Regions from separate parts of the Homo sapiens genome. Here region 1 is linked to region 2. Evidence: chromatin loops called from intact Hi-C (ENCODE). Cell type or tissue: heart left ventricle. All regions are shown on one strand. Links, peaks and the distances in the headings refer to the core of each region. The heading gives the core; the rest is flanking DNA. Region 1 has its middle 22 kb from the start of GRAMD1B. Region 2 holds the start of LOC124900305 (U8 small nucleolar RNA).

Region 1 (2,914 bases), core at 275-2,774, 110 kb after region 2:
TCACTGCAACCTCCACCGACTGGGTTCAAGTGATTCTCCCGCCTCAGCCTCCCGAGTAGCTGGGACTACAGGCATGTGCCACCACACCCAGCTAATGTTGGTATTTTTAGTAGAGACGGGGTTTCACCATATTGTCCAGGCTGGTCTCGAACTCCTGACCTTGTGATCCACCTGCCTTGGCCTCCCACAGTGCTGGGATTACAGGTGTGAGCCACTCTGCCGGGCCCATTGTTGTTTTTTAAAGAAATTGTTAGGGGTGAAGAATTGGATTCACTCTGGGCTCTGCCACTACATAGCTCTGTGATCTATGGAGTGTTATTGTTTAACTTCTCTGAGCTTCATTTTACTCATTTATGAAGTAAATGAATGACAATGAAGACTTCCAGCCCTCACATTTTATATTTTTTAAGATAAATGAGAATTCAACTCTCTTTTAAGGGCTCTCAAGGGAGGAGATGACATTTTCTCCAAACAAGGACTAACTAGTACCAATATACAATAATTGTCATCAGAAACACCTCTTTATCTTCAGGCTCAGTTCATTCATTCGTTCATGCACCAAATATATATCAATGTGCCAGACACTGTTTCAGGTGCTGGGAAGTCAACAGTGGAATAAAACATGCAGATCCCTGCACCTGTGGTATTTACCCTAAAACTCCCTGTGGCAGTTTAGGTTTCTTTTTCACTTACCACATGTTTAAAATGAAACAAAAATGAAAGCCTTCTGTAGGCTTGAGAGAATGGTTATTGTTTTTTCAATAATTGCTTTGTATCTTCAGTTTGTCTTTCCATAAAATGGGAATGTAATCATGGAATGCTAGCAATACAAAATTTGAAGGCTTCTACAGGTCTATAACACTCAGAAAGGTGAGCTGATCTGAAAATCCCAAACAAATGGAAAGCTGAACATTCCAGACTGGAAATTATTACTTCCTTTGAATTTTTTTTTTTTCCCGGGGAACTCTCGAAACCACAGACCATTCACTGAAAGGCAGTTCACATTAAAAGCTTCCGTTTTGGCTTCTTGACATATCCGTCTGCTCTCAGGAAACGGATGAGAAACTTCCTCAGGGAACTTTGGGAAGGGGCTGGCATGTTTCTGGCCCACAGACCCAGGACTCTCTTGTTTGGATCAGGTGAAACCTGCAGGCTCTTGGCTTCCAGGGTGCTTAAATTGAAAGCCTTAGGAAAGCTGTGGGGACTTGGACATCTGGAATCATCCTGGCCACCAGAGGGCATTAGGAACCTGTTGGTCACACCACCAGGTGATCTGCCATTTCTGTCTGGGTTATAGCTTGGCAGTTTTACACGGGGTTAGTTTCATGACCTTTTCAGAGCATGAGGGGCCAAATCAGAGTCCCAGAATGCTGAAGAAAATCAAATTGACAGGCTTAGGCTTATCTCTGTCATCTCCCCAAATTAAACGTGCAGGTGCATTCATTGATTAACAGGTAACCACTGAATGCTGCTTGTGTACTGCCTGTAAACTAAGCTCTGCAAATACAACCTTCAAAAAAGCAAAGCCTCAGCTCCCCAGGGGCTCACAGTCTAGGCTTTTCCATAGACAATAGGCAAATGGCTCATTGCCCACTAAGGGAACTCCACAGGGTCCTGAATCTAAAGTGATGAGGTTTTTTGTTATGATGAGGTGAAGCCTCTGGGGGTTAGGATCATCATCTTGACACTTTCAAACGAGATAATGTAGATGTCTGTGAATGGGATTAGGAAAGTGGCCTTTTGGAGCCTTTAGCATTGTAGCTAAACTTTAGAACACCAGTGTGGGGCTGACTGTGTAGCCTAATGGTAAATCCTAAGCCAGGAGTCACTGTCCCACTGTGTAAACTTGACGGAATAATCAGCTTTTGTGGACTTAACGCTTTCTCAGCCACTCTCAGAAAAGGTCAGGACTCTACGACTGTCACACAATAGAAAATGAAGTGAAATGGAAAGGAATTCTAACATGGCATTACACTGGTGGAGAAAACCAGTTGGGATTTTTCTGGCCCTTCGTTATGTTTTTACAGCTATTTGTTTGCATGGCTGATAACCCCCCTCACCCTGCATTGTTCTTACTTTGTGTAGACACAGGATCTAGGTTATGTTAAAACGAGTACTGGAACGCAGAAGTCACTAATTGCCCAACCAAAGGATCAGAATTCTATTTTATTTTTCACAGTAACTTGGATGAGTTGATGTGTAAATGGATGGCATGTTACAGCTCACTGTTTTCTAAGAAAACAGCAGAATTGAATGAAGATAAATTCTGAGACTCCCTCCCTTTCCTCCACAGCCCTTGAGCCAGAGGGTGTTGTCCATAGGAAAGACTGAAGAAGTTTGGCAAGACTACCTATGTGCTTAGGCACTCATGGGTAGTGAGCATTCAGACATAAGTGGAATTCACTAGGATGTACTGGGACTCTGGTAGGACAATTTGAATTATCTCTAAATTGCGCTAAGCATGAATTCATGCAGGATAACTCTGCCTCCTAACGCTGATGCTGACCCAGCCTGTCAATATTTACATTTTTGTGTTTTTCTAAGCTAGACCTCTGAAGCTGAAAGCAGAATGCTGCTTCTACCCTCCAGATAAAGTACAATATCTATTGTTTCAGAAGACTAGATGCCATAGGACAAGAATTGAGCTGTTGTATTACACTTGCCCTCTTTTTTATGTTATTATTATTTACCCAGAGACAACGCTGATTAATCTTTACCAAGAACAATAGGAAAAGAAATATGATTACATAGTTTGTTTTTTTAGGTAGTAAAAAGACTTTGACCTGGAATTAAGGAGACTTAGATTCTCAACGCAGTTCTTTGTTTTATCACATAACTGCTGTGCCAGTGCTTTTGATAATTATGGTAATTTGGAAGGAGCACACCTGGCTGGAAATCCTGCCTTTGCCTCTTA
Region 2 (2,914 bases), core at 117-2,616:
TGACGGAGTAAGACTCTGTCTAAAAATATATATATATATTTATGGCCAAGGGAATTTTAAACACAGAAATACCACGTATGTTTAAGCCATTCATCTCTACATACCTGCAAAGTAGCATGTCCCTTGAAGGCAGGGACCTGACCCAATGCCCTGCACATACAGGTGCTCCCACTGGGTGCTGTTAATAAACAGCCTATCTGGTGCTCAAAGCTGCTAAATTATGAAAGAGGAGACCAAGTCTGTCTTCTGTTCCTATCTCTCCTCTTCAGCATTTTCCTGCTTCTATTTGGATCCATTGTCTTCCCCTCTTAATACCCAAGTAGGCAGTTCGAGTTAAATTCCTACCTTCCTGAGAGTCCCTAAATCTGTGCCGCTCGAGCAGCACCCACACCGTATGTTTAACACTTCCCTGCCTGCCCCATCACAGCCTGCACCATAATGTCCTATATCGTCATTGAAAAGGATGGAGAGGGAACAGCTAGGCAACTGTTACAGTAGGATAATAATTGGAAAGGAAGCCTAAATGCTAGCTTTCAGGAATGATGCCAGCAATTTTAAGGCAGTATAAGAAGTTTCAGTCTGATATGAGGGAGAGGGAGTTGTCTTGATTTGGAGAGATTTCTCCTCTCCCTTCTTCTTCACTCTAAAACCACAAGTCAATCTAGAAAAGTTGGTGGTGTGTAGTTTGGTAAATAAGTTCAGCCTTTGACATGAAGATTAACCTGGTTTGACATTGATTGATTGATTTGACATGCAGATGACCTGAGATTGGTGCTCCTGTCAGTCTTAAAAACAAACAAACAAAAATCCCTAAGCTTTGAACTTGACCTAGTTGTTTACCACATGTGTGATTCCAGGCTAGCTTCCTGTCTGTAAAATAAGGGTAATTGTAATGCTTCCCTTTCCTATTGCACAGAAATGTGACGATAACGTAAGCCATTCTACATTCTAACTATGTGTGTGTTGGGGAGGGAGGGGGGAGGGATCATGTCTGTTTTGCTTCCTTTATTTCCATATTGTTTGGAAGATGCTCATTAATACTTGACTTAATGAACTGTCAGGTGGGATAACCCTTCCCTGTTCCTCCGTTTGGAGGGCAGATAGAACATGATGACTGGAGATGCATGAAATGTGACTAATGTCTCTGTGTAATCAGGACTTGCAACACCCTGATTGCTCCTATCTGATTCTTTCTGAACAAAACAAAACAAAAGAAAAACTTGACTTAATGAATAAATGGTGGAGTTGGGTGATTTCCACATCATTGATGTCCAAGCTTTAGCGTGCATCAGGATCACCCGAGGGTCTTGTTCAGACTCGACTGCCAAGACCCACCTAGAGAGTTTTTGGTTCAGGAAGCCTGGGGTGAGGCCCAAGAACCTGCATCTAACGACTTCCCGGTGTGCTGTGGCGCAGCGGGCAGGGACGGAGGCGCCCAGGGGCAGGCGGCAGCACGGGAAGAGGCCAGCAGGTGGCGCGGTCGCCCAACCCGGCCGCCCCCCGGGCGCCGAGGGAAGCGGGTCAGGGGCGTCCCCACCTGCCCAAGCGCCGGCTCTCCCAGGCAGCAGGGGCGGCGGCGGCCTGGCTGGCTGCGCTGCAGAGCGGAGAGCAGGAGCGGCGTGGGAGGAATTCGGAGCACTTTCGCCGCCTGCCTCCTTTTACTGCTGGTTGCCCTCAAAGGAGCCCTCTCCCTCCACACGCCTTTGGGCCTTACCAGCCGCCGGAAGCGGCGGCATCCATCCCAGCAAAGCGTGCATTCCATCCTCTGGAAAAAAAGTCTTTGAGCTTCCTTTACAGTGACCTTACTTTGGGGACTGAACCGTTGCGACTAAGAAAACCCCTCCTCAAGTTTAATGGAACGATCACATGACACGTGGTTGACGAAGCCATTCCCTCCTTGCTACTTGCCTTGTGTGATACACTGTCACGGCCCGGGCTTCTGGCTTGGTGGAGGGGACACCACCGCGGCTCCGGCTGCGGACTTCGGGCTCCTCCCCTGAGCCAGGCGGAGAGCGCTGCCCGCTTTAGAGAACTGTTAGGCGGCTGCCGGGCGACAACGCGGGAAAAGTGCCTTACACAGCGTAAGGGCTCAATCCACATTAAGGAATTAGGCAGGAAAAAGTGTCAGTGAATAGCCAGTGACAGTCCCTTAGGGAAGAAATGAATTTGGGTTTAGCTGTCCAGTAGAACTCTGCTGTCTACACTATCCAGCACAGTGGTCCCTAGCCATAGGTGACCATTGAGCACGTGAAATATGGCAAGGGTGATCAGAGAATTGAATTTTAAATTGTATTTAATTTTCATTAAATTTAAAGTATTAAACCGCACAGGTTTAGCAAAACGCCTTGCTGAATTGTGAAAAGATGTCCCTTAAGCCTTAGGGCATGGCTGGCAACGGATAAGAGGTAGTTAAATCTCTCTGCCTAAAAAGATATAGGAATTTTAGGGGATGGGGCAATCTGACTAGCAAGGAATGGAAGAGAGGTTGGGGGGAAAGGGCCAGAGGCATTGCGAGGAGTTAGTGACTAAGCCAATCAGAAAGGAAGTCAGTAAAACCCCTCTGGTGGCAGAAATGACTCAAGGGGAATTTAAAAACTGGAATGCGTAATATTCAGTCTGAAGTCGTTTACTGAGCAGCAGAATGATGTTACTTCTGTCTGTTGCCCGTCCCTTCAGAAATGTCTGCTTAACACAGAGCCTGGAGGTGGCAGCAATTAGGGAGTGACGAGATGACAAGATGTGGGGGTGTCCAGTGGGGGTGATTCGTTCACGAAAGGTGAGAGCAAATTCTGGAGGGAACAGGAGAGAGAGAAAGAATTCAGCACAGGTAGGATCTAGGGACTGAGAGACTGCGGTGATATTGTCAGGAGGACGCCTTTTCCGCTGCAGAGGGGATAGAGATTTTTGAACCACT

The links. Hi-C counts contacts between places; a loop is a spot of excess contacts. Peaks named below come from ENCODE experiments on the same cell type or tissue, not always from the same donor. Only the 100,000 strongest peaks of a DNase experiment are listed, where the experiment ranks them.
Region 1: a loop joins it to region 2, with 8 times the contacts of the local background. A loop is called at or near these places in 40 of 110 quality-filtered maps.

Annotation. Positions count from the first base shown.
Region 1 is chr11:123,406,326-123,409,239 of GRCh38, forward strand. It overlaps a transcript of GRAMD1B not described here. Among named protein-coding and RNA genes, the nearest start is that of GRAMD1B, 22 kb to the right of the region's middle. RefSeq lists an enhancer at 1,156-2,064. In heart left ventricle, for the core only: a CTCF peak has its summit at 1,231 (motif pointing right); a DNase peak (open chromatin) is centred at 1,219; H3K4me3 peaks cover 926 bases; H3K27ac peaks cover 1,807 bases.
Region 2 is chr11:123,300,336-123,303,249 of GRCh38, forward strand. LOC124900305 (U8 small nucleolar RNA) reads left to right here and starts at 1,055; the gene lies at 1,055-1,188. RefSeq lists a silencer at 1,362-1,721. In heart left ventricle, for the core only: CTCF peaks have their summits at 1,461 (motif pointing right) and 1,670; DNase peaks (open chromatin) are centred at 1,466 and 2,000; H3K4me3 peaks cover 969 bases; H3K27ac peaks cover 291 bases; H3K27me3 peaks cover 951 bases.